Linked DNA regions of Homo sapiens: region 2 is linked to region 1. Evidence: chromatin loops called from intact Hi-C (ENCODE). Cell type or tissue: psoas muscle. All regions are shown on one strand. Region 1 overlaps STT3B (STT3 oligosaccharyltransferase complex catalytic subunit B). Region 2 overlaps STT3B (STT3 oligosaccharyltransferase complex catalytic subunit B).

Region 1 (5,000 bases):
TGACTAAGGCACTAGAAATTGTAGTCCAGGCTGCAGAAAAGGCTTTTTGGCACATGGTTCACTGCCAGTAGGAGAAAAGCACCCTGAGGGCTATTACACACTTGGATATTCCTGGGGCACATCATAAGATCTCATAGAAAAAGTATCCTGTTAGAATCTGGATGTAATTATAATAAAGAAACTACTAGATCTGGTTTGAATTTTTAAAAATTGTACCCTCTGAAGTTTCTTACTTTGTGCCTTAATAACATCAGTTTAACAATAAGGTAATATAATGGGGTTAACAAGTTAGCAGTAGCTAATTTTTAGTACCTTAAGAAGGATTGCATTTTGCCTTGTGTTCTCATCCCTGTTAGAAACTACTATAAATTATCTTGAATTGAACATCATGGATAAAGGAACATGATGCAGGATTTACCCAGTTTCTGAAACCTCTGAGAGTTGTATTTAAATGTGAAAATTGAATTGAGTGGTCAGTCTCTTGAGTCTTCTGCCTCTGTTAACCCAGAGCTTTGATGGTGCATTAAATTACTTAGTTTCAAAAAATATTTGCTGTCTTCAATATCTAGGGCTGTGTGTCAGATTGAAAGACATATGTGCCTATAATTTATCCTGTGGGGTTCTAACATAAATATTTTAGCAGTAATTTGTACCACTGCATTTCCGGTAATTTGTTTCTAATACTAGGAAACGTCTATTGAAAGTATTTTAGTGGGATACTGAATTGTTAAGAAAAATATTTTATTTTTAAAAGATGTATGAAACTGAAGGAATATTGTTTTGCTTTACATTTTCAATTGCTTATTTTCCTACCTAAAGGATTATTTTTAGAGAATGTGCCAAGTGATTATATCTCTCATTTTTGTAGATGGTTACAGTCATCCTCATTTTACAGAAAACAGGGACTCTAAGAGTTACTAAGTTAACGTGTTTTTCTGGCACACACCTAATTTCCTGGAGGCTAAATCAGGAGCAGCATTACCATTTCTGATTCCTTAGTCTAGTGTTACATATTCTGTCTTGCCTGGAAATTTTAATAATTACAGCTCAGCACTTTGTGGTTGAGAAGAGGGCTGAAGATTCATTCACTTGATGGTGAGGATGTCTAGGAACCTAGTCCTTTCACTTTGAATGTGTTAGTGTACTCAGGTAAGAAACACCACTAACAGTTTAGTGGTGTTCACTGAACTATTCAAGGAATCCAGTCACAAGAAGAGCAGAGAGCTTACTAAGTCATCATAGTTCAGTAAACCATGTGTGTGTTTATAGATTTTTTAATCAGTAAGAAACCTGCATTAATACTATGTGTTTTGTTTTTTTATAGACTACCAAAAGGAAGCGTGGCTACATTAAAAATAAGCTGGTTTTTAAGAAAGGCAAGAAAATATCTAAGAAGACTGTTTAAATGCACTGTTCTGGTTCCTAACTTGAAGCAGTTGTCCTTGTGAGAACCGGTCTTTGCCTTTAGCTCATGTCGTGTTTCACAGCAAAGAGGGTACAGAACCATCACTGGTCCAGGTTAATGTACAAAATTTTCTGGCAATGCCTGATTAAAAAAATAAAATTGGCTTGTTGAGAACAGCTGTTTTCGATTTCTAATGTGAAGCAAGACAGAGCACTGCTGTAAATGTCTAGCAGCAGATTTTTTTTTTATTGGTACATATTATCCTTCAAATCTGAGAATTTGGACTAACTGCACCAAAGAACCCTCTAATTTGGTCCCTGGCACATGCATACTTGTCAATGTTTTTATTCTTTTACAAGACCTGCATTTTATTTGAATTACCCGAATAGCAATATGTAAAATACAAGTGACAAAATGTGATGAGAGCTTCTTGAACCGGTAAACTAGTACAGGTCTGAGAAAGACATATTAGAAGAATCATTATACTTCCTTGAATTATATTTATTTTCATGTTTCTCTAATGCAAAGAATGTTTCATCAAATGTATATTTTCTGTTGCTTACTGTTTGCTCTGAGAAGAAGCTGCTGTTTCAAAGATGGACCTCTGAGTAGCTAATTGATTCAAGTAGTTTTTTTATGTTGACACATTATTACTGCTGTTAGCAGTCGTTTTCACCAGGTACTTACAGAGCAGATTTCATACATCATTCATTCAAGGGCTAAATTTATATTTTTTGGAAATCATGGCAACTACACAGGATGTTGCTTACCAGGACGGAGTTTTGGTATCTTAGTACTGAAGTTAGCACTATGTTTACATGCAAAAGATTAAGGAAAAAACCCTTAAAGTGGACAGGTATCCAAAGTTCATTTTCTGTGACTCATCAAAGTGACAAAAGACTTGTAACAACTTTGCCTGGACTTTTTTCATTTTACAACAGTTCATCCATTCACAATGATTTTGTTCTCTGCTCCATATTTTTTAATCCCTTAAGCATTTGATGAAACACTCTTTAGTGCTATATGCATTTTCTTACTTTTGTTAAAAATGTGACAGTTGTCAAAAAATGCACTAAAATGTAAATGGAGATTGAACAAGTTCACTTTCCAGCTTATAGGCAACTTTATACAGACTTGAACATTTTCTCCAGTTGTTTAGTAAAAGTGAAAGAGAAAGGGTTTTTCCTGCCACAGGATATAACTTTTTTTTATATAACAAGCATAACACACCACTGCTTTTGGTGGAAAAGTGCAGAATAGTATGTACCTTTTATGAAGAAAAATGTAATTTACAATATTCAGTGAGAATGTTACTGCTGATTTTCTTTTCCAAGGTGTAGAATATTCTTTGATTTATAGAATTCATTTTTGACCCAGATGATGGTTCCTTTACAGAACAATAAAATGGCTGAACATTTTCACAAATAGAGTGTAACGAAGTCTGGATTTCTGATACCTTGTCATTTGGGGGATTTTATTTTACTTTGTTGCTTTAAAATTCAATGCAGAGAAGTTGTTGACTGTAGGGGAAATAAAGTTAATTCAAATTTTGTGTTAAGTGTTGTTTTTTACAAATCTTTTGGTTTTGAAAGGAATTGGTACTGAACACATACCTCCTTCTTCCTTGTTGACTTTCACAAAGGTTTTAAAGAAAATGTGTGGAAAAAAATACGTTAGATTATTTCATCTTAGACCAAGCTATTTTATTTGGCCTTCTTTTACCCTGGAATGAAAATCTCAGGTTTTTTTGTTTTTGTTTTTGTTTTTGTTTTTTGTTTTTTGTTTTGTTTTTGGAAGGGATTTGGGGAGGGGGAACACCTAGCCAACTAGGAATTTTATCTCTGTTTAATAAGGATAGGGACCTAACAAAACCATCCATGAAGTTCTGGTAATGAAATGTCAAGTCTCAGTATAGAATTTTCTCATTAGAAAAATCCCAAAGGAAAGACCCCTCACCTTTCTCAGGAAACAACATTTTGGTTCAGTGTATCTTGTCAGTAAAATACCATATTGTAACTGTTTGAGCACTTGTATTGTAGCACAAAAGTGAAATAGTAGTTTGAATACATTGGAATATAGGATAATTGACTTAAAATATTCTTTAGATCTCTTAATTCATTTCATGTGTGATCACTAACATTGTACACCAAAGGAACTTAAAGATCGTGGCCTTGAAGTTTTAGACTATAAAACAGCTTTTAGGCTGTAGTGCTCTGTAGTATAAATAAGGCAGTGAGGCAGCAACTCCAAAGAAAATTCCCTTTCAAGACTTACATTGTAACCTACTTGAGTTTATAGTTGTGGAGTTTTAATTCATTTGCATTCTAGGCCATGACCAAGTGACCAGAGGACTAAAATAGTATAAAAGCATCCTGTATTGAGTTTCCATAGCCAAGGGGGTGTAAGATCATGAAATTTGGAGCTGTTTCTCGTTTTTAAAAAATGAGTTGTAAAATACATATTAAATAAAATTTACCAACTTAACCATTTTGAAGTATACAGTTCAATAGTGAAGTACATTTACATTGTTGTGCTACCAGTCTCCAGAACTCTTTTCATCTTGCTGTAGCTGCTGCTGCTTAATGCTGGTTTTGCCATGTTGCCCATAGTCCTTAATCGAGATAGGTGGAGTAATGTTGAGCTCAACAGCTGTCTGCCATGGAAATAGTAGGAAATTGAGACAGACCAAAAACAGTAATGAAATGTCATGTCTTATTTTTATTGTGAAATGTAACACAAGAGAACACAAAAATGTACAGTTGACCCTTGAACAACATGAGTTGCACACATGGATTTTTTTTCAATAAATGTATTGAAAAATTTTGGCCAGGCATGGTGGCTCACGCCTGTAATCCCAGCACTTTGGGAGGCCGAGGTGGGCAGATCATTTGAGGTCAGGAGTTCGAGACCAGCCTGGCCAACATGGTATAACCCCATCTCTACTAAAATTAGAAAAATTAGCTGGGCGTGGTGGCAGGCTCCTGTAGTCCAGCTACTCTGGAAGCTGAGGCTGGAGAATAGCTTGAACCTGGGAGGCGGAGGTTGCAGTGAGCCGAGATCGTGCCACTGCACTGCAGCCTGGGCAACGGCGTGAGATGCTGTCTCAAAAAACCTATATAATTAATGTATTGAAACATTTTTGGAGATTTACAACAATTTGAAAAAAGCTTGCAAATGAACCGCATAGCCTAGAAATATTTTAAAAGTTAAGAAAAAGCTATGTGATTAATGCACAAAGTATATAGATAACTACTTTTTTGCTGTTGATTTGAGACAGTCTTGCTCCATCACTCAGGCTGGAGTGCAGTGACATGATCTTGGCTCACTGCAACCTCCACCTCCTGGGTTCAAGCGATTCTCATGCCTCAGCCTCCCAGGCAGCTGGGACTACAGGTGCCCACCACCATCTCTGGCTAATTTTTGTATATTTAGTAGAGATGGGGTTTCACCACGTTGTCCATGCTCATCTCGAACTCCTGGCTTCAAGTGATCCACTTGTCACGAACTCCCAAAGTGCTGGGATTACAGGTGAGCCACTGCACCTGGCCTAGGTACTATTCTTTTATCATTTACTACCATAAAATATATACAAGTC
Region 2 (5,000 bases), 54 kb before region 1:
TGATTTTTTCCCCTGTGTATGAAATATGATGCTACTTGGGTTCACTTTAGAGCTTGCATTTATTTATGTATTTATTATTTTAGCTTTAGCTTGTAATTTTCCAGTGATAGAAATTACCAAAATTTGTGTGTGTCAATATGTTTTTGTATATTTTATTAAGTATATTTTTAGGTAGCTAGGTGAATGGCAGCATAAATTTTCTCTTTAATAATTATTTTATATTGTTCAAAACTACTTGGCTAATGAGTATTTTTGCTCTAGCATGGAATTCTGGAGGAGAAGGTTGCAATGTGATCAGTATAGACAGTGTCTTAATCTTGAGTTTAAAAGAGAAGAAAGAAAAATACCCATTCAAGTGAAGATGATACCAAGCAGTAGGATGTTGCCAGTGCTGCTGTACTTATCAAAAAGTGTTTTTAAAAACTCTTTGTTTATTGTGTGCAGCTGAGGAGAAAAAAAAAAAAACACCTTAAAATCGAGAACCTCTGTTGAATGCCTTTTAATAAACTATATAATATTTTAAATCATAAAAATAATACATGCGTATGTGGCTAGATCCTGATAATATAATGCTTAGTGGAAAAATAAGTTGTGATAAAATATGTGCAGTATGAGAAATCCTTGATGTAAGTTTTTAAGCAGTACAAATCATACTATGTCTGTTAATAGCAGTTTATAAAGAAAGTATAAAAATGTGATAGATAAGCTGCATGTACGCCAGCTTTGTGATAATGGGTTTTCCTGAGGGTGGGTGGGTGATACTGAGGTGGGCAATATTAAGGGAGCTTCACCTAGCTCAGCTAAAAAAATTTTAAATCAAATATTCTGAAGCAAATGTATAATTTTTGAATTTGAAAGTCTGAATAGCTAGGTTCATAACTATTTTAATATTCTCTACACTTGTGTATGTTTCAAATACTTTATAATAAATTTAAAAAATAAAATATTCTATTTTGTGGACATTTATGCAACAGAAAAATACAAAGAAAAAAATCACCCACAGTGAACTACCATTTGCATTTTTTAATTTTGAGCACATTACATTCATGAATAAGTCCCAGTTGGTCATGGTATATAATCTTTTTCATATGCTGCTGAATTTGGTTTGCTAGTATTTTCCTAAGGATTTATGCATCTGTGTTCATAAGGTGATATTGGTTTATAATATTCTTTACTTGCAGTGTCTGTCTGTCTTAGGATTAGGGTAATGCTGGCATCATAGAATGAGTTAGAAGGTGTTCCCTTCTCTTCAGTTTTTGGAAAAGATTGAGGAGGATTAGTGTTGGTTCAGTTCTTTAAACGTTTTAGTAGAATTCACCAGTGAAGCCATCAGGACCAGGACTTCTCTTTTTTGGGAGATTTCTGATTGCTGATTCAGTCTCCTTGCAAGTTGTCTCTGCAGATTCTCTATTTCATCATGACTTAGTCTTGGTAGGTTTTTGTGTTTCTATTAATAGGACTTTGTTGATGTAAGCTATTCAATTTGTTGGCATACAAGACTTGATAATACTCTCTTAAAATTCTTCTTGTTCCCTATGGAATCAGTAGTAATGTCCCGCTTTCTGATTTTAGTGATTTGAGTCTTCTCTCTTTTTTACTTAATCTAGCCAAAGATTTGTCAATCGTGTTGCTCTTTTTAAAGAACCAACTTTTGGTTTCATTGATTTTTTTCTGTGTTCTTTTTCTTTTCTCTCTTTTAGTGTATATGCTGCTGAAGCAAGCACTCTATTTTATCTCTGTTATAGTCTTTATTATTTATTCAATTTTGTCTTTCTGGAAGCTTTGGGTTTAGTTTGTTCTTTTTCTTTCCTTCTTTTTTTTTTTTTTGGAGACGGAGTCTTGCTCTGTTGCCCAGGCTGGAGTGCAGTGGCGCAGTCGGCTCGCTGCAACCTCTGCCTCCCAGGTTCAAGCGATTCTCTGCCTCAGCCTCCCGAGTAGCTGGGACTACAGGCGCCTGCCACTACGTGTGGCTAATTTTTGTATTTTTAGTAGAGATGGATTTTCACGATGTTGGTCAGGCTGGTCTTGAACTCCTGAACTCGTGATCCACCCACCTCGGCCTCCCAAAGTGCTAGGTTTACAGGCATGAGCCACCGCGCCCAGCCCTAGTTTGTTCTTTTTCTAGTTCACAACGTAGTTTGTGAAGTCAGGTTTTTGACTTGAGATTTTTTTTTTTGTTTTTGAATGTAGGCATTTATAGCTATAAAGTTTTCCCTTAGTACTACTTTGACGGTGTCTCATAAGTTCTGATACATTGTGGTTTTGTTTTCATTCATCTCTGAGTATTTTCTCATTTTTATTTTTTGATCTGTTGGTAAGTATCTTGTTTAACTTCCACAAATTTATTTCCCAGTTTTCCTTCTGTTATTGATTTCTGACTTCATCCTGTTGTAGTTGGAGAAGATACTTTGTATGGTATCTGTCTTTTTAAATCTATTGAAATTAATATTTGGCTTTAATCTGCGGCCCAACATATTGTCTGTCCTGGAAAATGTCCCATGTGTACTTGAGAAGAATTGTGTATGCTGTCGTTATTCAATAATGTGTTTTGTGCATGTCTTTTAGACCTAGTTGGTTTGTTGTGTTAAGTTCTATATCATCTCCTGTCTGGTTGTTCTATCCATTATTGAGAATAGAGTATTGATGTCACCAGCTATTATTGTAGAACTGTTTATTTCTTCAATTCTGTCAAGTGTTTTCTTCCTATATTTTGATGGTCTGTTATCAGGTACATAAATGTTTGCAATTGCTATACCTTCTTGCTGTATTGAACTGTTTTATTGCTGTATATATTGGGTTCTTTCTCTTTTGTAACCTTTTTTTTAAAAAAAAAATTCAAAGTCTGTTTTTTCTTTTTTAATTTTGTAGAGATGAGGTTTCACCATGTTGCCCAGGCTGGTCTTGAACTCCTGGGCTCAAGCAATCCTCCCTCCTCACTTCCCAAAGTGTTGGAGTTACAGGTTTGAACCACCACACCCTGCCTTTTTTTGTTTCATTTTGTTTTGTTTTGAATTTTATAGAGTTAAAGTCTGTCTTTTCTCATATTAGTATAGCCATCCCTGCTCTCTTTTGGTTACTATTTGCATGGAATAACTTTCTGTCCTTTCAGTCTCTTTGTCTTTGGATTTAAAGTGCATCTCTTACATAACTGCATGTAGTTGGATCATGTGTTTATTCTTTCTGCCAATCTCTGTTTTTGGAGAGTTTAATACACATTGGAAGTAATTACTCGTAAAGAGGTACTGATTTCTGTGGTTGTGCTGTTTTCTACATGCCTTATAGCTTTTTTTTTGTCCCTCATTTCTCCATTAGTCTTCTTTTGTGTTTAGTGGATTCTTTTGGTAGTGAAACATTTGAATCCCTTTACTTTTGAGCATATTTGTGGATTGCCTTTTCACTCTGGATAGTGTCCTTTGCATGAATTTTAAATTTTTATGAAGTCTAATTAATTTTTGTTGTTGTTGTTGCTTGTGCTTTTAGTGTCATATTTAAGGAAACTGTTGGCCTAATTGAAGCTCATGAAGACTTACACCTCTGTTTCCTTCTAAAGATTTTATATGTCAAGTTCCTCCACTTAGGTCTTTGATCCATTTCGAGTTAATTTTTGTATATGGTGTGAGAGAGGAATTCCAACTTCATTCTTTTGCATGTGGATATCCACTTATCTTAGCACTGTTAAAGAAAAATACTCTTTTTTGTTGAATGGTTTTAGCACTTTTGTCAAAAATCAATTGATTATAAATGTATGAGTTTATTTCTGGACTCTCAATTCTGTTCCATTCCCTTGCCATCTGTATGTTGTGTCTTTATGCCACTACCGCACAGTTTTGGTTACTGTAGCTTTGTAATGAGTTTTGAAATCCAAAAGCATAAGTCCTTCAACTTTGTTGTTCTTTTTCAAGATTGCTTTGGCTATATGGGGTGCCTTGCATTTTCATAAGTTTTAAGATTAGCTTGTTCATTACATCTTTTTTTTTAAGTGGCATGATATTGTTTTGTTAATTCAACAGAAATTTTTGTAGAATACAATATGGAGCAGGTGCTGTTTTATGTGTTGATTACACAAGGTTATATGAAGTTGATAATCTAGTAGAAGAAATTATAGATATCATTGCTTTGAAGGATCATATTAACAGAAGGATGGAATGGTAAAACATTCTCACCCAGAAACTGGGAGGTTATCTAGTGAGTTTTTCCTTTGTTTTCTTTTTAAAAACAATATATTTAAATAAATTAGGTTTACGGTGGAAATAGATTCAGTATTTGAAAATTAGAACACTTGTGTTTGAGTTCTGGCATAAAATACTCTCTGACTCTTGACAAATTGACACTTTTGAATCTCATTCAGTTTTCTCTTAAGATACAGAAAACGTTTTGCCTACAGAATTATAATAGATGATGACATTCATTTAAAATTTCATTATTACTAATTGAAAGTGGAAATAATTACAGTTCTAACTACTATGAAAAGTTGTTTGTAGCCCAAATGAAGTTATAAAAAGGTGAAAACATTTTTTGTAATCTCTAATATATAAATGTTAAGTTGTCTAATTCCTCACCCAGTGTTTTTATTTTTAAACCAACTCTTTTAAAAGGTACATGTTTTTAAAATTTAAAAGATAAGTACTTTGTCATAGCATTATTATTTGTTGATGCCCTATTACTGTTACAAGCTGGTGTTGATAGACATTTTTGGATACACTTTTGGATTTGTGTTCTACAGAGATTAAAACATTTTCATCGTGATTGAGTGATTGAGAGTAAAGTCTATAGCATAATTGCCAGGGTTTGGTTTTCTCTTGGTTTGATTTCCAGCTCTGTCACTGGAGGTTGTTTAAATCCCCACCCTGTGCCTGTTCCATCAACTATAATATGGAAGTAATAATTGTACCTTCCTTATATAACTTAAAAATTAATACATGTAAAGGTATAGAATATTGTGAGAACATAGTAAGAAATGAGTACATGTTTGTTATTATTTACGAGCACCAGAGTATATG

The links. Hi-C counts contacts between places; a loop is a spot of excess contacts. Peaks named below come from ENCODE experiments on the same cell type or tissue, not always from the same donor. Only the 100,000 strongest peaks of a DNase experiment are listed, where the experiment ranks them.
Region 2: a loop joins it to region 1, with 2.5 times the contacts of the local background. A loop is called at or near these places in 3 of 110 quality-filtered maps.

The regions. Positions count from the first base shown.
Region 1 is chr3:31,634,660-31,639,659 of GRCh38, forward strand. It overlaps STT3B (STT3 oligosaccharyltransferase complex catalytic subunit B), which reads left to right. Exons shown (of 16, transcript NM_178862.3): 16 at 1,325-2,957. The coding sequence ends at 1,405. Among named protein-coding and RNA genes, the nearest start is that of OSBPL10-AS1, 67 kb to the right of the region's middle. In psoas muscle, no CTCF peak of the experiment used is centred here; no DNase peak of the experiment used is centred here.
Region 2 is chr3:31,580,488-31,585,487 of GRCh38, forward strand. The region is part of intron 3 of STT3B (STT3 oligosaccharyltransferase complex catalytic subunit B); the gene reads left to right. Among named protein-coding and RNA genes, the nearest start is that of STT3B, 50 kb to the left of the region's middle. In psoas muscle, no CTCF peak of the experiment used is centred here; no DNase peak of the experiment used is centred here; H3K4me3 peaks cover 1,553 bases; H3K27ac peaks cover 2,038 bases.